Regions from separate parts of the Homo sapiens genome. Here region 2 is linked to region 1. Evidence: read pairs that join two places in POLR2A ChIA-PET (ENCODE). Cell type or tissue: A673. All regions are shown on one strand. Each heading gives the region's core, and the rest is flanking DNA. Links, peaks and the distances in the headings are about the cores only.

Evidence for each region. ChIA-PET counts read pairs that join two places held together with the same protein. Peaks named below come from ENCODE experiments on the same cell type or tissue, not always from the same donor. Only the 100,000 strongest peaks of a DNase experiment are listed, where the experiment ranks them.
Region 2: POLR2A ChIA-PET joins it to region 1 with 6 read pairs; 2 of 35 experiments call an interaction of 5 or more read pairs at or near these places.

What each region holds. Positions count from the first base shown.
Region 1 is chrX:74,255,893-74,271,833 of GRCh38, forward strand. All of the region lies in intron 5 of FTX (FTX transcript, XIST regulator), which reads right to left. Among named protein-coding and RNA genes, the nearest start is that of MIR545, 23 kb to the right of the region's middle. In A673, for the core only: no CTCF peak of the experiment used is centred there; no DNase peak of the experiment used is centred there.
Region 2 is chrX:73,835,915-73,851,855 of GRCh38, forward strand. XIST (X inactive specific transcript) reads right to left here. Exons shown (of 6, transcript NR_001564.3): 1 at 5,468-15,941; 2 at 1,526-1,589. Among named protein-coding and RNA genes, the nearest start is that of XIST, 8.8 kb to the right of the region's middle. RefSeq lists enhancers at 14,925-14,974, 15,405-15,654, 15,518-15,941. In A673, for the core only: a CTCF peak has its summit at 14,627 (motif pointing left); DNase peaks (open chromatin) are centred at 13,377 and 14,657; H3K4me3 peaks cover 3,225 bases.

The DNA.
Region 1 (15,941 bases), core at 6,840-10,839:
TAAGCTGTAGACAATCTTGTGTGCTTTGCATGTCTTTCTGTATGGTTCTGTCAAAGAAAGGGAATCTTAGGTTAGGATGCAGGCCCAGGACCCCATAAGCCTGCTGTTCAAGCCAGTCCAGCAAAGCGGTCAGTGGCAAAGTCGGCTACAGGTCTCCATCTTGTTTCATGTCTTTGGGAATGTCATCTGTAACTGCATGGCAATACTTTGTTTTAGTCTCCGCCATTTTACAATGGTGGCTGTCTTTTTGTGCTAAATCAGATAAGCCAGTTTGTCAATCTGGGTGGTGCCAGCTGATCTATCAAGGGCAGGGTTTACAAAATATCTTAAGTACTGATCTTGAGAGCAGTTTAGGGAGGGTCAAAATCTTGTGGCCTCCAGCTCCTGGGCCATGGTTTCTAATCCTGTGGTTAGTTTCTTGGACTGGTCCCCAGGTAAGAGGGAAATATATCTTGGGAAGCCGCTGTTATCGTCTTTGTTTTAGACTATAGACTGTAAACCAGGCTCCTCCCAAAGTTGGTTTAGCCTACACCCAGAGATGGGCAAGGACAGCTTGAGGGCTGGAAACCTGGAAACAAAATGGAGTTGTTTGGGTGGGATCTCTTTGACTGTCTCAGTGACAGTTTTGCAATGACAGTTTCAAAAGCTGTCTATCACTCCTTTAAAAATACCTTGTACACTCGTAATTAAATCATAACCTAATTAAGGCTCGTTGGTTTCACCTATAAGGGTACTTTCTGTAAAGTTCAAAAGCCGAAAATCTTAACTGCTTGGTGTGGCTAAAGTCAAGTAACAAGGGATTTAAAAGGATTTTCTTAAAGAGTGCTCAGCTTAATTAAAAGTAAATATTCAAGTTATAGGTATATTTAAAGGCCTTTATGCTTTTCTCTTCTTGAATCTTGCTTTTCTGGAAAAGGGCTCTTTTCTTCTCAGTTGACTGAATTATTTTCTCCGTTTTTTGTCTTACCCCTCTTAATGCATGCATAAAAAGCCCTAAAATAACTTCTGGTAGTATGGGACTCCTGGGGAAAAACAGAGGAGGCACCGCAAACCCTGTTTTCAGAAAAAGCCTGTTTTCCTCATGAAACCCCAGGAATTAAAAGGAGATAGATCCCTCTCAAAATCAAAGGCTTTATTCTGTTTTGCACTGTGTTATCTGACGGTTTTGAGTTTTGGGGGTTATCAGAAATTACTTTGCATTATGAGAGAGCTTTGGTGTGTAATAACTAGGTAGAAAATACACAGTAAGGGATGGCTAATAGCAGTTACAAAACAGAGAAGCATGCTCTTGGCCACCTGGAAGATAAGGAAACATCCCCATCCCCCACTGGGAGATGAGACGCCCATCAGGGATGGGCTGATTACAAAATAAGCCAATTGGCTTTGGGTTGCCTTGCAATGAAATGCATGGTAGAAGCACTACACCATCTTCTCCCATAGCATCTATACGGTCTTTTCATGAATTAAGCATTAAAATAGAAGCACAGCAAGGAGGTCTTAAGACACTAATCTGCCCTTTAGTAAAAGGGTTACAAAAGGTTTGTAAAGATTTCACCTCATGGTCAAATTGGTTAGGATTAGACGGGATAATCTATAAGGGTTCATGGAAACGAACTGGAATTAACATTAATAAACTAATGCAAGGGAAAAATTTTGCTTTGAACAAAATTTTCATATCATAGTAAAGGCTGATGAAAGGCTTTTGCCTTTTGAGTTATTTTTACAAAATAATTTATGGCAATCTGGAAATTGTCATTACTGCTGCCTGGCTTTCTGGATGGTTCAGAGGGCCCCTGAAATATTCAGAAAAGAGGTAAACAAGATCACTTGACATGTTTAGTCACATGAGATTGCCAAAATGATGTCCAATCTTCTTTATTGCTATAAAGTTATATTGTTGTAAGTTATATTTTGGTGAATAAATACTAATATGTTCCAAAATTGTATGAGATTTCTAAAATTCTAATGTCTAAGTATATGCTATCAATCATAATTAAGGGTAAAGTTATTGTAAACCACGAAGATAAGTAAACTTCTTTCTTAGTCATATATTTAACTGTAACTATCCTGGAAATTTGTCATTCGCAGACAATTGTTGTCTTCCTTTGTTCCTTCTCAAAAGACAGTTTATAATAAAGCTATATTAGGGACTTTAACAGGTGTTGTTAAATGCAGGTTTTTAATAGCCTTAAAGATTGTAACATTGAAATAAAGAATGTACAGGACTCAAAGAATTGACATGTTGACAAATACCAAGCAAAACAAAAGTTAACTAAGTGGACTACACTCAGAAAGTTAAAGCAACCTTTTTGACTGTTGCTTGGAATATTGCTAATCCTTGTTTTGATTTTCAGAGTCAAGGGAAGTTATTTTAAACTATTTATGGCCTTTAATGATTGAGTAAGGTATACCCCTGTGAACAAAATTTGGAGCATGTTTACTTTTCTCTGCCTGGTTCCCCTAGAATTTGGAAACTATCTGTGAGTACTCTTAATTTATGGCAATATAGTTGTTTGCATCAGTGCAATACGAATCCATTTTTCTTTGTCAACAGGACACAATTGGAAAAACTGGTTATTTTACCAAGGCTTTGACTGAAAGGGTGTGTTTCCCTTTAAGGAATCAAGCTTGACATGCAAAGCCAATAAAAGCCCCTTGTGGAGAACTGGCCTCATACCTTGTCTGCACAGTCCCCACACAGGGTTCCTAACCTGTGGTCAGTAAAGAATGTCACTTTCTAACAGGTATAGAAGCTCAGAGTTTATCTTGGGAACTCAAGAGGAGAGGATCACCCAACTCACAGGTATTAAAGGATACAACCCATGGCTGGGCTCGGCTTTAAGTCTTATCTGAAATTCCTTGTGGAACAGAGTTTCATCAAAGCCAATCCAAAAGGCCTATGTAAAAATAACCATTCTTGCTGCACTTTATGCAAATAATCAGGCCAAGTATAAGACTAAAGTTTATTCATAGTTTTTACCAAAAATGAGGACTGGAGAGAAAAATTTTGCCCCAAAGCTTATCATAAATTTGTCATTAAAGCCTACTCTCATTAATTGTTTTTAAGCTTTTTGCCTATGTTTTAGACTAACCTTGCTTATTCCTGTGAATCACGTGGTGATCTTCTGCAGCTTGGAATAAAAGAATAGGGATGGGTAAGGTAAAAATGTGAATCAATATGCTAGTTCTGGGCAATTATCTTGCAAATTCTGCCAGATAATTAAAGTAAGTGCCCATAACCTGGAGGTTTCTGTTTGGGAAAATAAAACCAGGGAACTTCATAGACCCCCAAAGGGGAATTCTAATATCTTGGCAAGTAAAATTTTAGATGGAAATTACCTGCCACACCACATTTGTGGGAACTGCTGTCCTCACCCTACTATTTGCAATAGCGTTACACATGGTACCACCTTCTAACTGAAATATTGGACAGAGAGTTTCCATTGCTGTAGTATTTTGCTTAATTATTATCCTTATAGCAAGGATAATAGTTGACAAAAAGGAAGCATGAAAGTTTTACTATCACTGAGTCTGCTAGGACTTTTTATTAGGTTTAGTAATGTAGTTTTAAATGAAACATGCTGCTTTTGGATTAACAACTCTAGTAAAGTAGAGGAAAATCTACGCGTACTTAGAAATCAAATCAAAATTATTGACAGGCTCAGGGAAAATGCCAGCTTCAGCCCGAGTGGCTACAATCCCTCTTTAATAAATTCCAGTCTTCTTTATGGAATTGGTTAACCCCTTTATTAAGCACTCTCTTGCTTATCTGTCTTGTATTGATATTTGGACCCTGTATACTCAATATTATAACTCAAATTGTTTCTTCTCGCCTAGAAGCAATCAAACTTCAAATGGTGCTGTAAACTGAACCACACGCCATTCTTCCGAGGATCCTTAGATCGACCCCAGAAGGAGCCTTAGCTGCTGTTCCCCATTCGATGCCCCTTTTCAGCAGGAAGTAGCCAGAAAGAGTCATCGCCCCAAACCCCCTAACAGCAGTTAGTGTGGCATCTCCACAGGGGGGAATGTTGTAGGAAAAGGGGTCCTTGGGAAGTTTTTGTTTGTTAAAGCACCTCTGGAAAAGTTTCTTGCAAAGCCCTGGCTCTCAGAGCCAGGCCAGCAACCATTGATATGCAAATGCAGGCCATTAGAAACTGGGCCCACCCAAACATGGAGATGCCCCGGGCCTTCTTGCCCTTTCCCCACAGGTTCCTGGCAACATGGCCACCCCCACATATCCCCACGTGTGTAGACCATCATGGCACCCTACATTTGCATATTAAAAGGCTAGAGTGGGAGGGCCAGCTTTTTCCATGGGCCATGTGAATGAAATGCCTAATCAAACCAATCCCCTGAGCCCTATGCAAATCAAACACCGCCTCCTCCAGCCTCTGCATATATACCTGGCTGGTATGGTTAGCAGGTAGGGACCTCCTCTTTCGGCTTTGTATCCCCCCTCCCTCTGCCTCTGTATAGGGGGAGCTTCTTCCTTCTGTCTTCTCCCTTCCTTCTTGCCTATTAAACTCTCAGCTCCTTAAAACCAAAAACAACAACAACAAAAAAACAGGAACTCATACTTTTCAATTACAAATAGTGCATGCAATCCACCTACTTGGATGACTACAAGAAGTTTAGAATCTTTCCGTGGCCCATCGTAGCTAACTGCATAGACTTGACCTCCAGCAACCATGCCTCAGGACCAAGATAAAGCATATGCTGCTATCTCTAAAATGACAAAGTTGGCTGGGTGCGGTGGCTCAGACCTCTAACCCCAGCACTTTGGGAGGCTCAGGCGGGTGATCTGTTTTAGCCCAGGAGTTTGAGACCAGCCTAGTTTGAGATCGGCCTGTGATACATGGCAGAAACCCCGTCTCTACAAAAAAAAATCCAAAAAATTAGCCAGGCATGGTGGTACATGTCTGTAGTCCTGGCTACTCAGAAGACTGAGGTGGGAGAATTACTTGAGACTGAAAAGTTGAGGATAGTGAGCCATGATCATGCCACTGCACTCCAGCCTGAGTGATAGAGAGAGACCCTATCTCAAAAAATTAAGAAATTAAAAAAAATAAATAAACTGACAAAGTTCGTTATCTAGGTACAGTTAAAAAATGAGGGAGGTTCTCCTAACAAAACTATAGTAACTGATTATTATCATATTATCTTCTCTAACACCTCCAAATGCATATTCCTCCTCATGCCCGCTTTGGAACCATGCTATCAGTATTTTTGTTAGGCTTTTTTCCATGGGTATGAACCATATTTCAGAGTCCTGAGAGTATTCACTGCACCTTCTATGACTAAAATTACATTTGGTAAGGAAACAATTAGTCAACTGTGCAAAGATAAATTATAAGGACAATCAGCACAGCTGACATAAGAAGATGAATAATCTTCAATGTGCCAGTTTATTAATTTACTACAATATACCCATCAATGTAACCAGAATACTTGTTTCCATATAAAGCATACATTCTTTTCCTATAGCCAAATTATAATCATAAAATTGCTTAATTAAGCACAGAATCAAAACAGGTGTCATAATTAGATAAAATATATGCTCAATAATATCAAAGAAGTCTAGCATTTAAAAATCTATACAAAGGCCAGGTGCGGTGGCTCACGCCTGTAATCCTAGCACTTTGGGAGGCCGGGGCAGGCAGATCATTTGAGGCCAGGCATTTGAGACCAGCCTGGCCAACATGAAGAAACCCCATCTCTACTAAAAAATACAAAAATTAGCTGGGTGTGGTGGCACAAACCTGTAATCCCAGCTACTCAGGAGGCTGAGGCATGAGAATAGCTTGAACCTGAGAGGCAGGGTTTGTAATGAGCCGAGATCTTGCCACTGCACTCCAGCCTGGGTGACAGACTGAGACTCTGTCTCAAAAAAATAAAAGTAATAAAAGTCTATACACCAAAAGTTTCATAGTTTTAGTTGAGTGACAAGATTATAGCTTATCTTGACTATATTTATTTCTTTATGTGTTATCTGAATTATTTATTAGTATCTCTTTACCTTTTTTTTTTTTTTGAGACAGGGTCTTGCTCTATCACCCAAGTTGGGGTGCAGTGACGCGATCATAGCTCATTGCAGTCTTCAACTCCTGGGCTCAGCAATACTCCTGCCTCCGCCTCCTGGGCTTGTGAAAGTGGCAGGTAAATTTCTAAAACGGTCTCATGACATTACTTCAGACTATAGCATCTGGCTGACATTCTAACACTGCTGCTTCAGTAAGAGTTGGAATAGTATAAACAGAAGCATCTTCAGAAACGTATATATAAGATGAAGGGCACATGTGCTTAGCGGCCAAGATGTAGAAATGCAATATGAACACATCTGAATCAAGTGGTGGCCACACTCACATTCCCATCTAAGGTAAACTGTTCCACCTATAGTTCTGGAGAACATAGTTCTGGGAAGCAGTCCTAGACAGCAATGATTTTTAGAATACGATCTGCCTTGTAGTCCAAAGCAGAAAGTATCAGGTGTGGGGGACACTTTCCAAGTGCCATTATATATCATTAAAAGATTCAAAAAGTGACTCCCAAGCAGGGCAGAGTTATGCCACTGAAATTCTTACACTAAGGAATAAAGTCTATGAAATGCAAAATAAATAGAATCTGTGAAATGCAAGAAAGCTGGAAAACATGAAATAAATACCTTTGGGCACTATCTCATACACTGGGGCAACAAGCAACATTTAATTATGAATAGCTGAAAATTGAAGGGGAAGCAGAATGCAGACTAAGCTAGGAGGTAAAGTAAAGGTTGAGTCAACAATGAGGAAGGCACTGAACAAACACACAGAGGAATTAAAAAATGTTAAAGGTGGTATACTAGGATGGATGACACAAACTCTTGCGCTGACATTCCCAGATCTGTCTTGGAACTAATTTCCAAACTCAGGAAACTGAATTAAAATTTTTCTTTAAATTTTAATTGTCTTTACTCAAATTCCTTACTTGAATTCTTATGAGATCCCTGTCCATCTTAGAGGCTGACCAAGCCCAGCCATGGGTGGTCCAAATTGCTTAGGTGGTCCCAATTGCTTGGCTGGCCCAAGAGATGTCTGGTTCTTAACAATACAAGAGCCTATAGAAATTGCTAAAGGGATTTCAGCCACAACTGAAGCTCACCAAGAATGAGTTTTCTGGAACTGGTTAAAGTGTCACAGTAGGGAGTAAGGAAATAAGAATCCCCACCAAACATAAGAGAACAGAATGATAATAGTCCCTACTAGTCCATGACAAGGCTGCCAATTAGGCATTTAAAGCTATCAAAGATGATGCTGTGAGGGACCTGGCAACTTTTGTAATAGTCTGACTTTAAATGTTTTATTAATGGCCAAGCAGCAAATATTTTAGGATTTGTAGGCTATATGGTCTCTGTCCCAATTACTCCATTCTGCTACTGTAGCATAAAAGCAGCGATACATGACACACATAAGAATGAGTATGAGGCCGGGTGCGGTGGCTCATGCCTGTAATCCCAGCACTTTGGAAGGCCAAGGCAGGTGGATCACCTGAGGTCAGGAGTTCGAGACCAGCCTGACCGACATGGAGAAACCCTGTCTCTACTAAAAATACAAAATTAGCCGGGCGTGGTGGCGCATGCCTCTAATCCCAGCTACTTGGGAGGCTGAGGCAGGAGAATCACTTGAACCCGGGAGGCGGAGGTTGCGGTGAGCCAAGATCACACCATTGCACTCCAGCATGGCCAACAAGAGCAAAACTCCGTCTCAAAATAAAAAAAAAAATGAATGAATGTGACTGTGTTCCAATAAAACTTTATTTATGGACACTGACACTTGAATTTCTTGTAATTTTGATGTAATTAAGTTTTATAATTCTGATTTTTTTTCAACAATTAAAAAATGTAAACAACAGTCTTTGCTCACAGACTGTATAAAAACAAGCGGTTGGCCAGATTTGGCTCTTGGGCCAGTTTGCTGGACCCTGATATAGAGAACTGGGAGGCTGCATCAAAGATAGTCCTTTAACTTACTTTTGTTTGAAGATGCTGTATTTTAATATTCTCAAGGATATTCTGATGTCCCCAAGGATATTCAGTGTAAACTGCCTACTTAGTGAAATATTGTTGCTCTATTTTTCTTACCATTTTATCCACTTTAAGTATATACAGTTCAGTAGTATTAAGTATATTCACATTTTTGTGCAACCAATCTCCAGAACTTTTTCATCTTGCAAAACTGAAACTCTATTCCCATTAAACAATGACCCTTTTCCCCCTCCCCCGGCCCCTGGCAACAACCCTGACACACCCTGGCAACTACTTTCTGTTTCTATTAATTTGGCTCATGCTTCAGGCTACCCCATACCATCATTCTGGGACACAAGAACTAGACAGCAATTTGTGTTACTATCTAGACTGGCAGGGGTGAATACATTAGAGATTCCATACATGAAAATTGTAATATGTTAAGGGGCTCTAGTTTAAAAATATGTAAATAGCCAGGCGTGGTGGCTCACCCCTATAATCCCAGCACTTTGGGAGGCCAAGGCAGGCGGATCACTTGACCAGCCTGGCCAACATGGTGAAACCTCCCATCTATACAAAAATACAAAAATTAGCCAGGCATGATGTCGGGTGCCTGTAATCCCAGCTACTCAGGAGGCTGAGGCAGGAGAATCGCTTGAACCCAGGAGGCGGAGGTTGTAGTGAGCCGAGATCGTGCCACTGCACTCCAGCTTGGGCGACAGAGCAAGACTCTGTCTCAAAAAAAAAAAAATTATGTAAATAATATTAAATTTAAGTAATATATAAATATGAAGAAATGCCTGTCTGCCTGGCGGCCGCATAATAAAATACACCTGTCACATCAGTCATGGTGTCTGACAACACACCCTCAGCCTTCTAAGAAAAACAGAATTGCACAAAATTCTTAATACATAGCCATAGAAAATAATGTTTTATTTCATATGGCACCAAATCAAAGGACAACCATAGGTTAAGCCATAATCTTATGACAGAATCTGAAGTGAGAAGCTCTAGTCAAAAAACAGTAATCTGAACCAAGGAGACTGTTTGGCTCCCAGAAATTTGAATTGCAGAACAAAGAATCACATAAATATCAGCAAAAACTGAAGCTGAAAGATTTCCCAAAATAAAAAATAAAGGCATGAGGGATGCATAAGCATGTTCAGTTGTCATAATAATTGGATTGGGGTCACCACTGACACTTAGTGGAAAGCAGTCAGGGATATAAGATATTCTGCAATGTAGCAGCCAGTCCCTCAAAGCAAAAAATTGAAATATACCATCAGACTCATTACAAATTCAAATTAGTACTTTGGTACATAAGAATGAAAACTTTAACATGAAGTGATACAAAAGCTCAGTAATTCAGGATGTTGTTAGGAAAATGAAGTTCAAAACAGAATAGGTGGCAAGGCACAGTGGCTCACGCCTGTAATCCCAGCACTTTGGGAGGCTGAGGCAGGCGGATCACTTGAGGTCAGGAGTTGGAGACCAGCCTGGCCAACATGGTGAAACCCCATCTCTACTAAAAATACAAAAATTAGCTGGGCATGGTGGTGTGTGCCTGTAATCCTAGCTATTCGGGAGGCTGAGGCAAGAGAATCGCTTGAACCCGGGAGGCAGAGGTTGCAGTGAGCCAAGATTGTGCCACTCCATTCCAGCTGCATGCAGCTAGACTCCGTCTCAAAACAAACAAACAAGAAGCCCAGAATAGGTGCATGGGCTTAAGATTTCATTACTGTGCCAAATTACAAATCTAGTTGAAAAATTGAGTCTAATACCAGTTACTGCTTACTGTTAAGCTGACAAATTTAGTTACAAATAAGAGACACTTGTTCAGGGAAGGTAGAAAACTGATGAGGTTCTTAAAAGCTTCCTTGACTCCCTTACTATGCTGAGGGGATTGGCCACCCAAATTCTCTAATTAGATTCTTGTGAAATACAAGATTGCCAATTGTCTTATGTATAGCTTCACAACCTCTTCCTCGTACGTGATTCTTTTTTTTTTTTTTTTTTTTTTTTTGGAGACAGGGTCTCGCTCTGTTGCTCAGGCTTCAGTGCAGTGGCACTATCATGGTTCACTGCAACCTCCACCTCCCAGGCTCGAGCTATCCTCCTACGTCAGCCTGGGACTACAGGTACCAGCCACCATGCCCAGCTAATGCTTTTTAAAATTTTTAGTACAGGCAGGGTCTTACTATGTTGCCCAGGCTGGTCTCAAACTCTTGGGCTCAAGTGATCCACCCACCTTGACCTCCTGAAGTGCTGGGATTATAGGTAGGAACCACCGCACCTGGCCTGATTGTTTTCTTTTTTTTTTTTTTTTTTTTTTTTTTTCATTTTTTTTTTATAAATAGAGACAGGGTCTCACTATGATGCCCAGGCTGGTCTTGAACTGCTGAGCTCAAACGATCCTCCCGCCTTGGCACCCAAAGTGCTAGGACTACAGGCATGAACCACCGCCATGCCCAGCTAATTTTTTTTTTTTTTAATTTTTAGTAGAGACGAGGTCTTGCTATGTGGCCCTGGCTGGTCTCGAACTCCAGAGCTCAAATGATCCACCCACCTTGGCCTCCCAAAGTGCTGGGATTACAGAAATGAGCCACCACACCTGGCCTGATTATTTTTAAATGGCAGCAAGAACAGGGTTGGACAGCAAGGGCAAATCACACAGTATGTGGCATATTCAGAATTGGTTGTGAGTTTCCAGTAGAAAGCACTGAGAATATCCATAGGGCAAAATGGAATACTAATAATCCTCATTTGCCTTTGCCTTTGTACTGGAAACCAGACCTTACTTAAGCCCACCAAAGGCAAGGTTTGGGCCTGCCACAGCGGATTTCAAAAAGACAAAGCAATGCAAGCCACGTGTTCAAAATGCCCTAAGTGGCTATTCAGGTAATATATAAAAGTAAGACCAGGCTAATTAGTATACAATGGGGTAAACCAGAGAGCAGAAAGCCCTTCTTTAAAATGAGCCTACCACTGCTTGGCCTCAGTGTGAATTTAGACCCCATCTTCTGATATTTCAGGAGAAAGTAAAAATCTAGATTTTTATCTAAAATCTTTTTAATTTTTAAACAGTCACCTGATTTTAACGAAATACTATGTGTGCACAATGGAACTGTCTACGGGAATGATCTAGTCCAGAGGATACCAGGTTCCTCACAATGTCTTATAAAGTTGTTTAACCCATAGTAAGAAATATTATACAATTATACCGGACCAAAAACATACATACATACAAATATGTAGCTGGGACAAAAATTTCACAGAACAATACAGTCATCCCTCGGTATCCATGGAAGACTGGTTCCAGGAATCCCTACAGATTCTAAAATCCATGGATATACACGTTCCTTATATAAAATGGTATATTTACATATAACCTACATATATCTTCCCGTCCCTTTAAATCATCTCTAGATTACTTATAATAACGAATACAATGTAAACACCACATAAATATATTGTATTTTTTAAAATTTGTATTATTTTGCATTGTTGTATTTTTTTCCAAATATTTTTTATCAGTGGTGGTGGAACCCACAGATAGGGAACCTATGGATACAGAGCACCTCCTGGTGATGCCTGATGATGCCCTTTGCCAGATGAAGGCTGGTATTTTCTTTGCCAGATGAAGGCTGATATTTTCTTATTTTCTTATCTGTATTCTATCTTAATCTATTCTTTCCTAATCTATTTCATTTTAATATCCACAACTGCATTCAAAACTGTGGCCCAGTTTTAAACACTGCACAAGGGAAACTGCCAAGCCACTGGCTGAGTTGAAGAGGTAATGGTACATAACCATGTTTTGTACCACATGAGAAAAAGGAAACATTACAAATAAGCCAAAACTATAAAGAAACAGAAGCTATGAGGTTATAAAAGCATTTATAAGCATATTCTGTTGGCCTGAAACATTTTAAAACAATTGAAGCTGCCCTCCCAACCCCATTGGTTCCAGGATCCACCACAGATATTCATGACCTTTATAGAAAATGTTCTAGTAATTGCATACAACCTATACACATCCTATCATATACGTTAAATCATATCTAAATTAAAAAAAAAAAAACCTGAAGCCAATCAGGCTTTTTGTAGACAACTGGTAATCTTAGGCAGACATTTCCACTAGGCAACAATCAGCAGAAGTACTAAAGTCTTCCCTTTTGGAGGAAATATGTATGTCCCAATTACACACAATGTCAAACACTCCCTACTATCCTCCTAGTAGCGTCAGTTGCCCTTTACCATCCCATTTGCACCCTTGTTTATATTTTAAAGAAATCGCTCTTCTAATGTCTCTATCAAAAATGACTGAACAAAAGATCACCCCCCTCACACACACAAGACAGTGTTTCAAGAAAAGAAGAAAACACCAGAACCATCTTATACATTTATGGCATCTGGATCCTACAGGCATTTGCAATTGCAGTCCTTGAAACAAAGAGAGAGAAGTCCAACAGTCAGTTGTTAATGGATACTTTATAAGCTAAGCTATAAGAAACAAGCAAAGTAAAAGCAGCAAAACAGGGTAATCATCATATTAATGGCAGAAAACAAAAGTGAAGATCCACAAACTGTTGCTGTGGGTATATAAATATCTTAACTAAACTGGGATACAACAGGCCTAGTAAATTTGTCTTTTCAGGAATTGGAATCGAGCTATTAAAAGTAATCACAGTTCGCAAAGGAAACTGAAGCTGAAAGGATACACAGCAAGCCAACACAATGCAGAGGTGAGGTCAAGAGGGTCATAAGCAAGCAAAACTTATGAGGAAGATGAAGCCATAAGTAAGCAGAACCTATAAATAGGCTAAAAATATGAGATGGAGGGCTGGGCGCAATGGCTCATGCTTGTAATCTCAGCACTTTGGGAGGCCGAGGCGGGAGGATGACCTGATGTCAGGAGTTCGAGACCAGGCTGGCCAATTTGGTGAAACCCCATCTCTACTAAAAATACAAAAATTAGCCAGGCATGGTGGCTGGTGCCTGTAATCCCAGGTATTCGAGGTTGAGGCAGGAGAATCACTTGAACCCAGGAGGCAGAGGTTGCAGTGAGCTGAGATCTTACCACTGCACTCTAGCCTGGGTAACAGAGCGAGACTCCGTCTCAAAAAAAAAAAAAAAGAGAGATGGAGAAAAAACAAAGTGGATGGGCGAGCCAATATTTAAAAAGCAGAAATTATAAGACACCAAAGATAAGCAGAGAGGCCGGGTACAGTGGCTCACACCTATAATCCCAGTACTTTGGGAGGCTGAGGCAGGCGGATCACCTGAGGTCAGGAGTTCAAGACAGGGAGAAACCCCGTCTCTACTAAAAATACAAAATTAGCCAGGCGTGGTGGCGGGTGCCCGTAATCCCAGCTGCTTGAGAGGCTGAAGCAGGAGAATCGCTTGAACCCAGGAGGCAGAGGTTGTGGTGAGGCGAGATTGTGCCATTGCACTCCAGCCTGGGCAACAAGAGCAAAACTCCATCTCAAAGAAAAAAAAAAAGATACGCAGAGAGACAAAGTAGCTCAGTTAAATAAATGGCGCAATGCTAATGGAAAGATGTACAAGCTCTGGCTGCTGAGTTTTCTAGAGCTTCTCTGAATCCAGTTCCCATCCCTAACAGGCATAATCACATTAAGGTCCCCCTAAACAGGTGTCCCTTGGTATCCACAGAGGAACTGGTTCCAGAATCCCCCGCAGATATTCAAATCTTTTATATAAAATATTCTAGTAAATGCATACAGCCTATACACATCCTCTCATATACTTTAAATCATCTCTAGATTACTTATAATACCTAATACGATATAAATGCTATGTAAATAGTGGTTATACTCTATTGTTTGGGGAATAACAACTAAAAAAAGTCTGTATATGTTCAGTACAGACACAACCATCCATATTTTTTAGCCAAATATTTTTGATCCACAGATGGCTGAATCCACAGATGTGAAACACACAGACACAAAAGATCACCTGTATGTGAAACTGCATGTGATCCAAGTCACCATTATTTCCCCACAGGTGGCCTGCAAATAACCTGTCATTATGTGAGCTCAACAGAGAATCTGTTTCTAGCAATCACAAGTGCCTAACCAATAGTAAGAAGCAGAACAGCCCCCTAAGAGGAATGCAGTTTAGGAAGCTGGCTACGAACCTGAAGAGAATCCTCTTTGTTTTGATGATGTTGTGCAAACCAGCTTGTGATATCATGGAACTTTTAGAACTTTTACCCAGGGGAAGGTGAGTCTTTAAGAGACTTGGTAGATGCTGCAATCAAGCAGCTTTAAAGAGCTAAACCAGATAGAGTGAATGTGTCATAGTGTTACCCACACCCAAAATCTTTCTAAAGAAAAACTTCCTTAGCCAGGCAAACAAGCCTGCTAAGAAAGCATTCTTATGACCAACTACCCCTCCTCCAAATCCAAAGTTGATCAGACCAAGGGAAAGTAAAGCTCAGACTCAAAGGCATATGTCTACACGCTGATCAACAGCCTATGACTTGTAACATGAAAGCCCTCCCCAAACAAGGATGACGTGAGAAAATTAGATTAAATTTGCAATTGGGAAAAACAGAAGAACAGAAACTCAGCTGAAGTGAATGGATACATGGTAAAAGAACATACCACAGCTACGTAAGAAGCATGAAAGATTTAAATAAGATCAACTTGTGAGGAATAGGCACAGGAGTCAGAAGCTATAAATAAGCAAAAACTGGCCAGGCATGGTGGCTCATGCCTGTAATCTTAGCACTTTGGGAGGTTAAGGCAGGAAGATCACTTGAGGCCAGGAGTTCAATAATAACCTGGGCAACACAGCGTGACCCTGTCTCTATTAGTTAAAAAATAAATAAATAAATAAATAAATAAGCAGAAACTATCCATTAGCAATGGGATAAAGAATAGAAATGAGGAAGTGAGTATGTAGCAAGAAGGGAGTTCATAGCAGTAATGTAAACTACTACATTCCTAGTAATTTACCAAATTAATTAAATAAAGACATTCCTAATAAACTTAGCTAAGTTGTCAAGTCAGAATACTATATTATGGGCCAGGCATGGTGGCTCATGCTTATAGTCCCAGCACTTTGGGAGGCTGAGGCAGGCAGATCGCTTTGAGCTCAGGAGTTTGAGAACAGCCTGGGTAACATAGTGAAACCCTATCTCTACAAAAAATACAAAAATGAGCTGGGCATGGTAGCACACGCCTGTATTCCCAGCTACTTGGGAGGCTGAGGTGAGAGAATCACTTGAGCCGGGAGGCGGAGGTTGCAGTGAGCCAAGATTGCACCACGGCACTCCAGCCTGGGCAACAGAGCAAGACCCTGTTTCCAAAAAAAAAAAAAAAGAGAGAGAGAATACTATATTATGATCTGGTGTAAGGGAAAAGGGAAAGAATACTGAGTGATGAGAACCAATAATGCCTATAACCAGTAACAAACAAAAAGTATCTGTGACCTCACAAAGGGTTGCTTAGAAAATTATAATCTCCAAACTATAGATCAGAATGTAGATCTGATACAACCTAACAGGCATATAAAATAGCATCAGGATATAAGGAGAGTAAGGTTGCAGAGTTAACTGTGAAACTGTCAAGTTCCAAAGATGGTTCAGGTACTTCTGGATGCTACATGACTGGGTTGCATTCTAGTTTTAGAGCTTGATTCTGGATACACTTATAGTAGCTGGATTGTGTTAGGCTAAAGCAATTTTGCATCATAAATAGGGAAAGAGATACATTTGCACATAGTAATCAGTAGGGGGAAATGTCCTAGACCTGCCAAATAGCAACTACTATCCCTGCGGTCTCAGGAAACTTAACCCACAGGGAATCAGATTCTCAGTTTAATGACAACTTGGCAACATGGAGAGTAGCAAGAGCTAAAGTCGATAGTCTGTAGAGAGAAAGATAATGTAGAAGGAAGGTCACACCTATAGTAG
Region 2 (15,941 bases), core at 11,084-15,083, 420 kb before region 1:
TTAATCAGGGCACTTTTTGTAACAGCACACCAACTTTCTTGACTAAAATTGAAAGGTTAAAAATTATATTTGGGTTACAATTGCCAAGGAAGACATCTACTCCTTGGGTCTTAAATAGGCACTTTGGAAGGCTAGCTGGAGGTCAGTAAATGAACCTTTCCTATCCCACGTGTGAACATGCCTTTCCCTTCCTTTCCCACCTCCAGTGTTCTCAGGGTCCTTTAGCTCTTAGAAAAAAACGGAAAGAAGAAATGCATACCCAAGGAACAGCTTACCTGGCGATATCAGAATAATTTAATCTGAAAATCAATGTCAAAATGTGGATTGAAGTAAATTCTGGTTCTTAAGATAAAGTTTGTTTCTGCAACCTATTTTACGTTTCAAAACTGGCAGAAACATTTAGGGCAGAAGGGTCATTTCTAGTTTCAAGAATACCCTACAGCTAAACTCTCCCTAAACTTAACCATAGAAGCAAATGTCAAACACTCACTACCGTAATATTAACAGAAAAATTTCCCAACCAAGCCAGGTTTCTCACTGTAGAAATGGGAGGTAACAGATAAGCAAGGAGGTGAGACTATAATGATCCATGTGGCAATGATTAGAGTTGGAGACGTAGGTATAAACACATTTAGTTTAATATAGATACAGATGGTTATATATATTTATAGCTATGTGCATATACACACGTTAGAATGCAAATATATATCTCCTTGCTCTTGTCAACTGAAAAGGTCTTGAAGGAATGACACTCCAGTAGTAATGAGCGCACCTAGCATTCACTTCTTGATTTCTAATATTACTCTCCAATAAAAAGTATCAAGGCTCCTTGCAGAAATACATCATTTTAGGTCCAGGCAGGAGATATGCAAATGAGTCTGAAGCATGTTGTAGTTCCAAAAATAAGAAAGTGCTCAAACAAAAAACCCACATTCATGGGGTTATATCAAAGCCAAATGAAAGACCTCCCAATGGCCAAAGCTGGAACAATTTGAACAACAGAATAAAGTAATACTGTATTATAACCCAGAGTATAAAATATCCCTGAGATCATACTGATATAAATGACTGAATAAACACAATACATTGTGGAGAAAAGACATCCTGTGCAAAAGAATTCCAAATAATTTATGTAAATACTCTGCCCTCAATGAGGTGGAAGGTAATTTCCCATTCCTTAAGTGCTGGCTGCACATAGTGACTTCCTATGTGAACAGTATAGTAGGGAAATGGAGAAATAAAGACTAATTTTACGCTGGAGAAACCTGACAAATAGTACCTCAGACAGGTGATTAAGGATAACATAAACAGTGATAAGTCATGTTGATAGTATGTACTCTTGATAAGTGATAAGAATGGCACTCTACCTTTGTGGTCTTCCTCCTAAACACTCATAAACCCAATCTAGTCATGAGAAGAACATCAGACAAATTCCAATAGAGAGACATTCTATAGAATACTGGACCATTAGTCCTCAAAACTGTGAAGTTCATCAAAAACAAAGAGTCTGAGAAACTGTCATTACCAAGAGGAGCCTAAGGAGACATGACTACTAAGGACACATGCAGCGTGGTATCTTCAATGGGATCCTGGAACACAAAAAGAACATTAAGGAAAAACTAAGGAAATCTGAATAAAATATGGACTCTAGTTAATAATAATGTATCAATATTGGTTTGTTGTGACAAATGTACCAAACTAATGTAAAATGTTAACACTGGGAAAAACTGGGTGTGAAGTACACAGAAACTCTATCTTCAGAATCATTCTGTAAATCTCTACACTGTTCTAACATTAAAAGGTTATTTTTTCTAAAAATCTCCCAACCAGTTGCTGAAGACTTATAAGACACAGTTTTTAAAAAGCAAGCAAAATGGAACCTAAGAACTGGTAAGTCTATGTTCCAGATTTTTCTACAGTACGTACCATCATTGTTTGCAGATCTGATCTAAAGACTTACTCTCTTTCTTTTCTGTTTATATGGATTTATAATAGGTAATTTTGATGTTAAAATATACAAGGCCCAAATAACCAGGTATCCGTAATATCAAAAAGTTATTTTTTAAAAAAACATTAGCAATTAAACTTTGTTTTTGTACATCAACAGATTTCCTGGAAAGACCTAGTCAATCTGCTGTAAAAAATAAGTCGTAAGTTAGTAGCTAATTTTCAGTCAAGGGAGATCTATAAGGCTGGAAAACTTTAATAACATATAGATTGTAGAGTGATTATATCCCATCACTGTTCAATGCCAATCACACTAACAGCATACTATAAAATATACTATGCCACTAGTTTTCAAAGCTATGGGTAAAGTAACATAGATAATTTTATAATGGGACCTGGTAAAGTACAGTGATGTTCCAGTCATATCCCTATTTTTAAATTCTTATACGCACTTGATTATGTAATAAGAGGGTATTGCTTGGGTCTACTGCATAACCTCTCATGTTTCCGGGAACACTAGAAGACTAGCATTCTAATTGGTTAAGGAAAATAATACTTTAAGTCTACCCATAATTTAAGAAGTCTAGCACCGGTCAAATTTACATTTTGTTTCAGTTTCTCATCCTAACATGAAAAAAAATAATCAAAAGTTATTTCTAATATAAACATCAAAACAGTAAAGGAGAGGCTTCTTTACCAAACTCATTTGTATAAGATGCAGAAGAAGCCCAAGCTCCATGTATCAGTACTCAATTTGGAAAGGTCAAGGAAGAGCTATCAAGTAAAGCCTAAGTCACCAACAAAAACATGACCAACTCGACAGCCTAATACACATATATATAGTGATATATAACTGTACATGGCCACTGAAGTTTAACTTGTTAAATTCAGCAGGCCAGCTATGTCTTAAATACATGAGCTCCAACTTGAGTTGGATTTTTGAAGGAAACCTGTGTAAAATGCTACTTGCCTACAGCCCAAAATATGGTAGTGAGAATATCAATTTTCTCCCAATCCAGTCTTTAAGACAAGGCAGAGGAAGGCATTAGCTCTGTTTAACTGACACATCATTACTCTTTGCCATCCAAACTGATAAGGTTTGGGGGAAGAGAAGAGGCATTAGCTCAGTTCAGATATAATCATTAGTTTCTTTCTCTTTAAGCTGGTAACGTATTTTTCCAGGATGCTTTCACATATAAGAATATTTTAGCAGTCAACAAAGGTCAACTCTTAATTCATTACTTTAAGACATGAACTCCCTTCAAGCTGTACATTTGATAATCAGGGCACAAACACCCTGAAAAGAAATTATGAATGCCTAATCACAGCAGCCCTGGGTCTCACAGTCTTCTGTAATTTAGGGAGGTGGCTAGAGAAATGGAAGTTACAGAAAGATAAAGCTGAAAGAGGATATGAGAAAATGGTCAGAAAACTTCCTCCAATCCTACATGTTAAGGTTTTATAAAGGGAAAAGTCAGAAAAGAAATGACAATAATCATTTAAAGAAATGCCAAAAAAGTTTCCTTCATTAGACTTTTGAAAATTTTCCAAATCACAAAATGTCATTTTCAGGGATTTAGGTATTTGATATAAGCCCCTATCTTATTTCACTAGCAGTCTCGAGATGGTCAGATTGATGGTGATCTGAACCAAACTCAGAGCCAGGACTAAAGTCTAAGCATTTCTGCCCAAAACCATAATGATTTCCTTCTGCATCCTCCATAAGAAAGCAAATTCCTTGATATAAATCCTGTCTTTGGTTTTGCTATTTATTCCAGCACCTGGTACAATAATATTTGTTGAACTAACACAAGAATTATCTCTATTTTGAAGATGCCCACATTTCCAGAGCATCCCTTTTTACAATTGCTAGAGATTTTTCTTAAGGGTGGAAATTATTTCAAGCAATGAATTTAAATACAGCTTCAAGATTCACCTTTGGATGCTATCTAGTATAATCAATCCACCTAAAATCAAGCCATCCTTCCTCTTGACTTAAGGTACAGAATCACCTCCAAATTCATTCATTTAAAACAAATTCCAATAATAATTATAATTGTATGTTGACAATGAATGACAATTTAATTACCAATAGAAGATTTCATAAGCATAGACCAGGGTTTCTCAAATTGGGGTGATAACCCTGGGGATTTGTGAATATATTCTAATGGATCCCCAAGTTCTACATAAGTTATATAAAACACATCTTTGACAAAGACAACGTGAAATTGGAAAACATATTTACATTTCAAATATCTTTGTTAAGTCAGTGTTCCTCAAAACACATTTTTTTAGGATCTCAGAAAATTTTGTTCCTTTAGAAGGTGTTTCATCATGAAGCATTACTTGGGTTTGAGAAACAATGGCACAGACCATGTTTCCAAGAAGGTTCAAGACCATGATGTATATAACCCTCAGTCAGCCAGACAATGTTGTTAAGCATATGGAGTGGGGCTGGGAGGCATGGAAACAAGCCCTGAGGAAATATGGATATGAATTAAAACGGGCTATAAGTGAAGCCAGTTCACTTATATGGTTCTTGTTGCTCCTGCTGTGATGCATGAATGTGCACCAGAAAAAAAGTTTCGAATGTTATGTTAAACAATATTTTGTCAGCTGGAAAACATTAAGGAGGCTAAGCTTCTTTTAGCTTTACGAAAGGTGGGAGGAAAGAAGGTATATAAACTACAGCATAAAGTAGGCAAGGAAGGTCAAGGTTTTGACTTCACTTCTCCACTACCCTCTTGGCAAAAAGGTTCCAAACTTAAAAAGTATCTACGATATGCATTATCCATGGTCATCTGTTCTTGGGCAGAAATGTAGTAAAATTGTGGAAGGAGCCGAAGTATTAGATTTATGCCCTCAATCTCTGAACTTTAAAATACTCAAGCTTATGAGATTTAGCAATCACTAATTTGCCAACCTTCGCAAATAGCCAAACACAATGGCTATGCTCTATCCCTTTCATCTCTTTCCATGGCTCCAAAAGAGGTAAAAAACAAATGAAATTAAAATAAACCAACTGGACTATCCAGATGGCTGCAATATTAATCCTATCTTGGCTTAAAGAGAAAAAGCAAACCCACTTCCTTAAGTTTATTCTATCAACTTCAAATCCTTGTGGGTTCCCTTCCTAAAACTACTACTTATGATTCACACAAAACAGCACTTATTATTTTCTAAAGTTATTTCAAATGTGCTCACATTAGCTCCTCAACGATAAAATCATCTCAGGAATGAAATTATATAGGATGATATCATTCCTACCCAGGTTATCAGTGTAACCTAGCATAGAGCTGGGTCCACAATATTAATTCTACAGTTCTGCTGGTTAACTCACATATGTGTATTTATGCATGTATGTATGTATCTATTTCTCTCTCTATATATATATATTGCAGATGAGGTGGGAAGAAGGAAAGAAACTTACTGGACCCTCTGACTTTTCTATAGGTGGCATCTAAGAGAAAGAAAATAGAATAGGAAAAAGATTACTTAATAGCTACGAAGTAGTACTTACAGTATTCTAAAGAGCCAGAGACTCTTCTTTACAGCTGTCCGAGGAGCTAGTAGGGCAAACTGCTCCCTGAGCTGGGCCGATCTTTTGACATCCTTCTCCGAGAAACAATATTCTTTTTCAGTTATTACAAAGAACTGCTGTTGTGATGACTAGTTATTTGCTTGAGCAGTTCCATATTACATAATCCTGTGCCACAAAACACCCTGTACACTAGTGGCTGGGATATTATTCATTTCCACTAGGCAGCTATCTCACTGTTGAAATTTATATCCAAAAGAATATTTAATTTTGGCTTATTTTTCTTATAAAATAGGGAACTCGTCTTATCATTTTTAAGTCCTCACCTCAGTGTGGTACTTCAAACTACTTCAAATTATTACTATAATTAAATGCTTCATTTTATATAATAATTAATAAAAAAGGTGGCATATGCTTTTTAAAAGCACCTCTGCATATGTTCCCTCATTTAATCGTTTTACTGCAATCTTCTTGAAATAAGTAGGGGCAGGTGCTCCAGATGAAGAAATTAAAGGATTATAAAATTTAGGTAGTTTTTCTAAAAGTGAATGCTGGTAAAGCCCACACAAAGATACTGGTCTTAAGAGTTCCACTCTAGAATATCTTTGATATTAAAATAGCAAGAGTCAGTGTTCTATCCACAGACCCACCACCCTCAGTTAAAATGAGAGACACTGGTCACCAGGTACATAGTATAAATGGATATTTTGGCTTCAAAAAAATAATGACCAGGTTATCGAGTCCACCCTACAATCCAGATGTCTTTCTTAAAAAAATTTTTTTAATAATAATAAGCAATTTTTCTGGCTGTATCCTGGCATTTGGCACTTTACAATAACAATATACAAAGGGGACAACAAGAGATTCTTAACCAGGCAATCTGCTCTGGAAAGAAGAATGCAGAGAAAGTGCCAACCTTCCTTCCTGGGGAGACAATTTTATAGTGTACACTGGAAACACAAAATAAAGGATGGCAATCCAGCTCCCTGGGTCTGACTTGCCTTCAGTATTTTGCACAGTAAAGCAGTAACACAGGTGGGCAAGAATGGTTCTTGTCCCCAGAATCTGACAATAATTGAAACTAGGATCATTAATAAATGAAAGAAAATGAGTGAAGGCTTATCCACCTAGTTCAGGCCTGCTTTTCATAGTCAACACTGCACCAACACACCAAAGTGGTAGGGAGATCTTGGACTGATGGGCTGAAAAATGGGACAATCAGTACTGTGTTTATTAATAACACAGAAGGGGCTTTGGGTAGTCAGCATACTCAGAAGCAATGCGAAAGGAAGTAGAGGGGTTCATGTATAATGGGTGGGACCAAGGAAAGTGCAACTGAGAATTGTTTAAGTCCAAGAGAAAGGGCCTTGTCTGGTCAACATTACCCAGCAAAGAGGCAAAAGGGGCAGGGCAGAGGGAAGGGAAGAGGGAGACAGCACAATCTTACCTAATAGCTGCAAATATGGACACCTGAGATTGTGAGCAATAGTCTGTAAAAAGGGGCCAAGGGCACACAAGGGGCAGAGAGAGGGAAGACTTCGTATATAAAGCATGACACCATGGCTACCTGTGATTTTACACACTGGCGCAATGCAAAAGGGTTGGGAGTATGGACCACTGTTTGATAGACAAGTGCATGGAATACTCCAATGCTTATACTTTATTATGCCATGGGAAACTAAGGGTGGGGTGGGGCGCTTGCTTAACAAGGTCAGGGAGGGAGAAAACCATTGATAACTGCCATTGTGCCTATTAACAGTCCCAGGAGAAGTTTTGAGTAGTCAGCAGCCCCTGCAGTAATGCAAAGGGGATACTAGGGCATAATATCCCACTCTACCAGAAGGAGACATATATAATTGCAAATATTCACATTAACAGTACAAGGGGCCTTAGTGGGTCAGTACCCCCGATGTAAGCAACGAGGAAGCAGGAGTCTTATCTAATGATCAGTGCCCTTGATAATTGTTATTAATGCTATTAATTGTCCAAGAGCTGAGATTATGAGTAGTTAACACTTCTCAGCAGCAATCCAAAGGGTAATGGGAGGAACATAGGGTCTTTTTCTCCTACACAGGTCCACAAATACAATTATGACATTAATATTAAAAGAAAAGGGTTCATTCATAATTAACATGCCCCTGATGCAAGGGGAATATGTGGAGATCAACTCTTAGTCTAAAAGAAGAGGTGGACAATTGCATTAATGCATATTAAGTCCAAAAGAAGGGGCACTTAGTGAATATCATCCCCCTGCTCTAAAGCAAAGGTGGTACAGGAACATGCTTAGAGAATTGAGTTTGTGCACATGAACATTCCAAGTGACAGTCTTGAGTAGTGGGCACTACCTGCTAAAAACACTAAGAAAGTAGGTAGGATCCTTATCTAGTGCACAGATCAGGAGCAAATGTAATTGCACATATTAACAGTCCAAAACAACAGGACTTTGGTTGATCAGGACACCCTGTTGTACTACAAAGGAAAGGTGATGGGGTATGACCTTAATCTACTGACAAAGACAAAAGAAAATTTCAATTATATGTTGATAGTCCACCAGAAGGGGCCTTGGAGGGAAACAGTATACCCCACAGTAATGCAAAAGAGGTATAATGGTCCTAGAAGTGATAGGGTTGTGGACAACTGCAATTATTCACATTAACTGTTCAAATGTAAAGATCATAAGGAGTGGGCACCCACTATTGAAAAGAGGTGGGGCATCCTTGTCTAGGGCACAAGAACCAACATAAATGCAATTATGCATGTCAACAAGCCAAGAAAAGGGGACTTAGGGGGTCAGCAACCCTGGTATACTGCAAATGGAGGGTGAGAAGGTAGAACTTTGTTTAATTAGGATGAACCATGTGGTGATTACATACATTAATGTCCAAGGGACATTGTTGTGGTCAATTAAAACCATGTACTTTGGACAAATATAAGAATCTTAAAAAGTAGTGGGTACTCCTTGTTGAAAAGCAAAGGGAGTCCATGAGAAGGTGCCCTTATCTAGTACACAAGAATATAGACAAGCCAAGCAAAGAGGCCTCAGTGATCAGCACCCCAGCTATACTGCAAAGGGGGTCTGAGAGTAGGACTTTATTCAAATAGGATAAGCCATGTGCAGTTATGCACATAAATTTCCAAGATGCATGGTTGTGGTCACTTACAATTGTGCACCTTGATTGTCCAAATGTAAGGGTCTTATGGAGTGAGCACTCCCTGCTGGGAGGAAAAGAAAGATTATGCGTAGATGGGATGGGGCAGAGGAGGCTTCCTTGTCTAGTACACAGAAACCTGGACAAATATAATCACACACATAACAGGCCAGGAAAATGGGCCTTGGTTATCAGCACCCCTGCTGTACTGCAAAAGGGGTCTGAGAGTAAGGCCTTATTCAGATGAGATAGGCCGTGTGCAGTTACACACATTATTGACCAAGGTGCATGGCTGCGGTCACTTAGAATTGTGCACCTTGACTGTCCAAATGTAAGGTTCTTATGGAGCTGGCACTCCCTGCCAGAAGGGAAAGGAAGATTGAGGGTGGGGTGGGGCAGGGGAGGCTTCCATGTCTTATACACTGGAACCCAGACAAATATAATCACATACGTTAACAGGCCAGGAAGAGGGGCCTTGGTTATCAGCACACCTACTGTACTGCAAAAGGGGTCTGAGAGTAGGACCTTATTCAGATGGGATGGGCCATGTGCAGTTACACACATTTATGTCCAAGGTGCATGGTTGTGGTCACATACAATTGTGCACCTTGACTGTCCAAATGTAAGGGTCTTATGGAGCGGGTACTTCCTGCCAGAAGGGAAAGGAAGATTGGGGGTGGAGTGTGGCAGGGGAGGCTTCCATGTCTATTACACAGGAACTGGAACAAATATAATCACACACATAACAGGCCAGGAAAAGGGGCCTTGGTGATCAGCACCCCTGCTGTACTGCAAAAAGGGTCTGAGAGTAGGACCTTATTCAGATGGGATGGGCCATGTGCAGTTATGCACATTCATGTCCAAGGTGAGTGCCTATGCTCACTTACAATTGTGCACCTTGATTGTCCAAATGTAAGGGTATATGGAGTGGACACTCCCTGGTGGAAGGGAAAGGAAGATTGGAGGTGGGGTGTGGCAGGGGAGGCTTTCATGTCTATTACACAGAAACTGGGATAAATATAATCACACACATAACAGGCCAAGAAAAAGGGCCTTGGTGATTCAGTACCCCTGCTGTACTGCAAAGGGCATCTGAGAGTAGGACCTTATTCAGATGGGATGGGCCATGTGCAGTTACGCACATTAATGTCCAATAATGTCCAAGGTGCATGGCTGTGGTCACTTATAATTGTGCACCTTGATTGTCCAAATGTAATGATCTTATGGAGGGGGCACTCCCTGCTGGAAGGGAAAGGAAGACTGGGAGTGGGGGTGGGGGCGGGGGGAAGGCTTCCTTGTCTAATACACAGGAACCCAGACAAATATAATCACGCACATAACAGGCCAAGAAAAGGGGCCTTGGTGATCAGCACCCCTGCTGTACTGCAAAAGGGGTCTGAGAGTAGGACCTTATTCAGATGGAATGGGCAAAGTGGTTATGCACATTAATGTCCAAGGTGTATGCCTGTGGTCACTTACAACTGTGCACCTTGATTGTCCAAACGTAAGCGTCTTATGGAGAGGGCACTCCCTGCCGGAAGGGAAAGGAAGATTGGGGGTGGAGTGTGGCAGGGGAGGCTTCCATGTCTAATACACAGGAACCGGGACAAACATAATCACACGCATACCAGGCCAGGAAAAAGGGCCTTGGTGATCAGCACCCCTGCTGTACTGCAAAAGGGGTCTGAGAGTAGGATTTTATTCAGATAGGTTGAGCTGTGTGTAGTTATGCAAATCCATGTCTAAGGTGCATGGTTGTGTTCACTTAACAATTACGCACCTTGACTGTCCAAATGTGAGAGTCTTATGGAGTGGGCACTCCCTGCTGGAAGGGAAAGGTGAGACTGAGGTATGTGGAGAGGACCCTCCTTTTCTAGTGCATAGGATCCCAGACGATTATAATCACACACAACATGCCAAGAAAAGGGGACTGCGTTATCAGCAACCCTTCTGTATTGCAAAAGGGGTCGGAGAGTAGGACCTTATTCACATGGAATGAGCAGTGTGCGATTACGCACATAAATGTCCAAGATGCATGCTTGTGGTCACTTACAATTGTGCACCTAGACTCTCCAAATAAAAGGGTCTTATGGGGTGGGCACTTCCTGCTGGAAGGGAAAAGTGGGGATGAGGGGAGCACTTTCCTTCTCTAGTGCATAGCAACCTCGACAAATACAATCACACATATTGGGAGGCCAAGAAATGGGGCCTTAGGTGTCACCAACCATGCTGTCCTTCAAAAGGAAGGATACTGATGTAATTGTCATTAGGCACATTAACAGTTTGAGAAAGGGGCCTTAAGTGAATAGTACCCCATGCAATAAAGCAAAGAGGGTGTGATAGGTCAGAAACCCAAGTCTAATTGAAGGACCATTGACAACTGCAATTACATGCCATCTACAGTTCGAAGAGAAGGGCTTAATATTGATTAGCACTCTCTGCTTTGATAAGTACAGGAGTCCTGATAAAAGGCACAACTGTATGCAACTGAAAATGTGTATATAACACCTAAGATTATGCACGCTAACTTTACTAGTCTAAGGGTCTTAAGTAGTAGGTACTTCCAGCTGGGATGTAAATACAGTGGGTGGGGTCCTTACATGGTAAAAAAGTACAGCAGCAAATATAAGTATGCACATTAACAGTCCAAGAGAGTGAATTCAGGCTAGTTAGAAGCTCCTGCAGTAATGCAAATGGAGCAAGGAAGCGGGATTCTACTCTAACATAGGGGCACATCAACTACTGCTAATTATGCGCATTTAAGCAGTATAAGAGAAGAAGCACTAGCTAGTTAGCACTCCTGCTGCTTTGCCAAGGAGGTGTGAGGGGGATGGGATTCCAGGGCAATTGTCTTACTTTTTTTTTTTTTTAATGTTGGCCAGGCTGGTCTCAAACTCCTGGCAGTAAGGGATCTTCCCACCTCAGCCTCCCAAAGTGCTGGGATTACAGGTGTGAGCCACCACACCCGGCCTCAGGGCAATTTTGCATAATAGAAATTCAAGAAAGACTTTAGGAAATCAGTACCCCCTTCTATGATGCTGAGAAGTCAAGATATTAGCTTGATATAAAAGCTAGATATTAGCTTGATATAAAAGACTCAGTTCTAATCAATTAGACATTTGAAATGTCTTAGACAATTGAAATCAATTAGGCAATTGAAAATATGCACATTAAGAGTCATGGATAATTAGAAATACACATTAAGAGTCCCAAGAGAAGGACTCTGGGTTTCCAGCATCCCTTTCTATAATGTAAAAGGGGTAGAATATAGGTTTAAAGGGAGAGACCATGAACATTGGAATTTTGCACATTCATAGTCCCAGGGAAAGGTAACATAGGTAATTAATATCCCTTGCTGTAAAACAAGGAGGATAAAATGGATCTGATCTGAAAGACATTGTTGTGATCAGTTGCCATGGTTCACATTAACTATCCTAGTGCAAAGGTCTTGACTAGAGGTCATCCACTGCTGAACACTAGGGAAGTGAGTGGGGTCTTTAGTGCACAGGAAGAGGGACAAATGCAAGTAGCACATTAACAGTACAAAAGAAATGTCCTTGTGATTAGCACCCTCTACTGTAATGCTAAGAGGGTGTGAGCAGTTGGGATCTTAATTTAATGGAAAAGACCATAATTGCAATTATGCGCATTAACAGTCCCAAGTACCCCCTGCTGTAAGACAAAAGGAATATGAGGGGATGAGACCCCAGACTAACAGCAGATAGGGAAATTGCATTTTGCACATCAATAATTTCTGGAGGAGGGGCATTAGGTAACCAGCACCCTCTTGATGTAAAGCAAAGATGATGCAGGGACCTTGATATAAAAGACTCAGTTCTAATCAATTAGGATTGTGCACATAAACTGTCCTAGTACAGAGGTCTTGAGTAGTAAGGGTCCCCTGCTGGAATACAAAGGGAGTGGAAGGGTTAGTGCACAAGATCGTGGACAAATACAATTATGAACATCAATGCACAAGAAGAGTCCTTGGGTGATCAGCCCACATTGTAGCGTGCAAATAGGATACAGAGTCCCTTTCTAATGGACAGGACTCTGGACAATTGCAACTGTGCAAATTAACTGTTCAAGAGCTGTTATTGAATAATCTGCACTCGTTAGCAACATCCCACAGAAGGTGGGATGGGGTGAGAATCCATTTTTATTGCACAGAACCATGAATATATGCAATTATGCATATCAACTGTTTAAGAGAAGGAAACTTGGGTAGTCAGAACTCAGCAGCAATGGCAAAGAGGACATCCTAGACTAATGAGTGGGACTATGGGCAATTAGTGTTTTACATATTAATGCAAGGTGGTAGGTAGTTCACACTATCTAGGAGCAATGATAAAGGCATACACATAAGTGGGTCTTCTCTGTTACGCAGAACCATGAATAATTACTATTGTATCCATTAATATTCCAAGGGAAGGGGCTCTAAGAATGAGTCAGTCCCACTGCTGTTATGCAAAGATGTTTGCAAAGGCCATAGTGTAACTAACAGAACTATGGATAATTGGGATTTTACTCAATAATTTAAGAAACTCTTAAATCTCAGGTAGTCAGCGCTGCCTCAAGGCAAATGCAAGGGCGACTGGTAGTCTTCATGATTAATGGGTGAGACAATTAGCAATTACTACTTTGTTCTTTAATTGTCCAAGAACAGCAGGATTCTCCAGAAGCACAGCAAAAAGCGCAGTAGGGTGCCTTTGTTTAATAGGCAAAGCTATGACAATTGGGACTGAGCATTTTAACTGTCCAACAAAAGACGGGTTGTCTGCGACCCCCTGCTGAATGCAAATGGGGTTCAGAGTGCTGTCTAATCCAATGGGTAGGATTATTGGCAATTAGAATTTTACTCAATGCAAAGAGTTTTAGGTGGCCAACACAGTACACAAGAAAAGATCACTACTCAAAATTGGGACTGTGACTACAGAAGCAATGACAGAGAAATGGTTTCTCCTTTAAGGGCAGGGGATCGAGAAAATGATAAGTAACTCAAATTGTGGGCAATAATGCTCTGATAGAAAGCTCTCAATTGACATTCCCTAACTTCAACGTACCGAGTAAGGAAATTCTTTGTCCTGAGATCACAGACAAATGGGATTGTATGCATTAACTGAAAATGGTCAAGGAGTCAGTACTGAAGATCAGCAATGCCAAGGGTAAACGGAATATCCCAGTATAATAGGATAAGCAATGGACAACTTATTTTGAGCACTGAATCAATGAAAATTAGAGTGACTTTCGAGAGAAGCTGGGCGGGACTGAGGAACTAGGACTGGGACTGGGGCTAGGGCTGGGGGGTTAGGGGACTGGGGCTGGGGCAGGGCTGGGGCGGGGTGGGAGTAGGGCTGGGGCTAGACTAGGGGTTTGCTGGGAGCAGGGCTGGGGAGGAACTGGATGCTAGGCAGGCAGGATACAACGAAAAATTGAAATACTCCAATATAATAAGTCTGAATAGAGGACACCAGACCACAGCAATTCAAGTTTCCTGTCTGATAAGTAGGTGATTAGTCAATTAGTGCAGCATCAAGGATGGGAACAAAGCAAGGCCTGGACCTGTGTAAACCTTCAAACACTCTTTTTTACATTAGGTCATGAAGTTAAATTTTTTACTGTTTCTGTGCTACAGACTCTTCAAAGGAAAATAGTTAAGTCAATTTCAAAGAAAATGACCAGCACATTTTTAAAACATTAGAAATGATTTGACTTTGACTATCTACTGCCAAAAAAAGGTTAAGGAATTTGTAATGAGAAGCTAAAAACTTTAAGGAATTTTAAGGAACTCAAAACAAAAACTCATTAAATGTAATTAAAGTGAATTCTACAAATAAAGCCTCTTAATACATTTCTATAATAGTCACTTAAGACTTAAATTCAAACACTAGCAAACCACAAAATCAGACTGTATGACTGACATCCAAAAGATAAATATAAATCAAAATCCGACCCCAGCATTAGCCAAGGGGTAGGTGTTCCTCTTGAGGAAGGCAGGAATTCCTCTTCTGCCACCTGTTGGCCAACGATCATCTGTGATCCATTCTGGTCCTTGCCACGGCTCACCACCATGTCCACACCAAGCAGGCCTGGAGCACTGCCCATGGCAACAGTGCAGTGCAGGGCAGACCAGAGGGGGGTAGGGGGGTAGGGGGGTAGGGGGGTGGGGAGGTGGGGGGTGGGGGGTGGGGGTGGGGAGTTGGGGGGGTTGGGGGGTGGGGGGGGAGGTATACTTAGCCTTAGGTGAGGCACCAATACAGAGGAATGGAGGGAGGTTCAGACCACACAGCCAGATATCCAGCACTGCAAGAGGCAGCACTGGACAGGAGGGGACAAATAAGAGGGGACAGAGGTGGAAAGGCTAAATGTCCTTGAAAAGACCTTGAAAACACCTGGTGTACCGCCCACTGGGAGACATACACGTGGCCCCTCCACTTCTTTCTCCTGACTGGCTAAAGACAGCTGCGAAGTGCCATGCTAATTCACCCAGGTCTTCGCTGAGTAGCTGGACAGTGTGTCATCAGTCTAATTCCATCTTCTGCTCTAATTGGCTGTGATCAATTCCACCCCCATTTCTAATTGGTTGGGTTATGCAGCAATCCAGCACTGTCCATCCCACCTTTTCTCCCGCTCTGCGTGGCACTAGGCGGCAAAACCCGCCATCTTTAACAATGCGGCAAGCCCGCCATGATGTCCACGTGACAAAAGCCATGATATACATATGACAACGCCTGCCATATTGTCCCTGCGGCAAAACCCAACACGAAAAGCACACAGCAAAGACAAAGAGGCCCGCCATGTTTTACACTGCGGCAAGACCTTCAGCCGCCATCTTTTCCTGTGTGACCGCACATGTCCACCACCATGCTAACCACTTAACAAAGCCTCGCCCATCATGATGTGGCCTTCCCGCCACTTGAACACTGCGACAGAACTGGATCCGCCATTTTGGACAACCTAACAAAGCACAGCCCGCCATGCTGAGCAATGCCGCAATGTCAAAATCGCCATTTTAAGCCCTGCACCTTAGTCTTTCCTAACCTTCCATTTTTAACTAGTCCCTTGTACTGATAAAAGATGATTCTTACTGCCTCCCGATACAACAATCACGCAAAGCTCCTAACAAGCCCCAAATCAATTCATTCAGATAGGTTTAGCTCATGCAATGCACATGACTTCCTCTGCCTGACCTGCTATCATCCATCTTGCCTCCCTAGTTTAACTTAGCACAAACGACTAGCCCTAAGCCGAGTTATGCGGCAAGTCTAAAATGGCGGCCACTTTTCCTCCACAATCTGAACACGCCC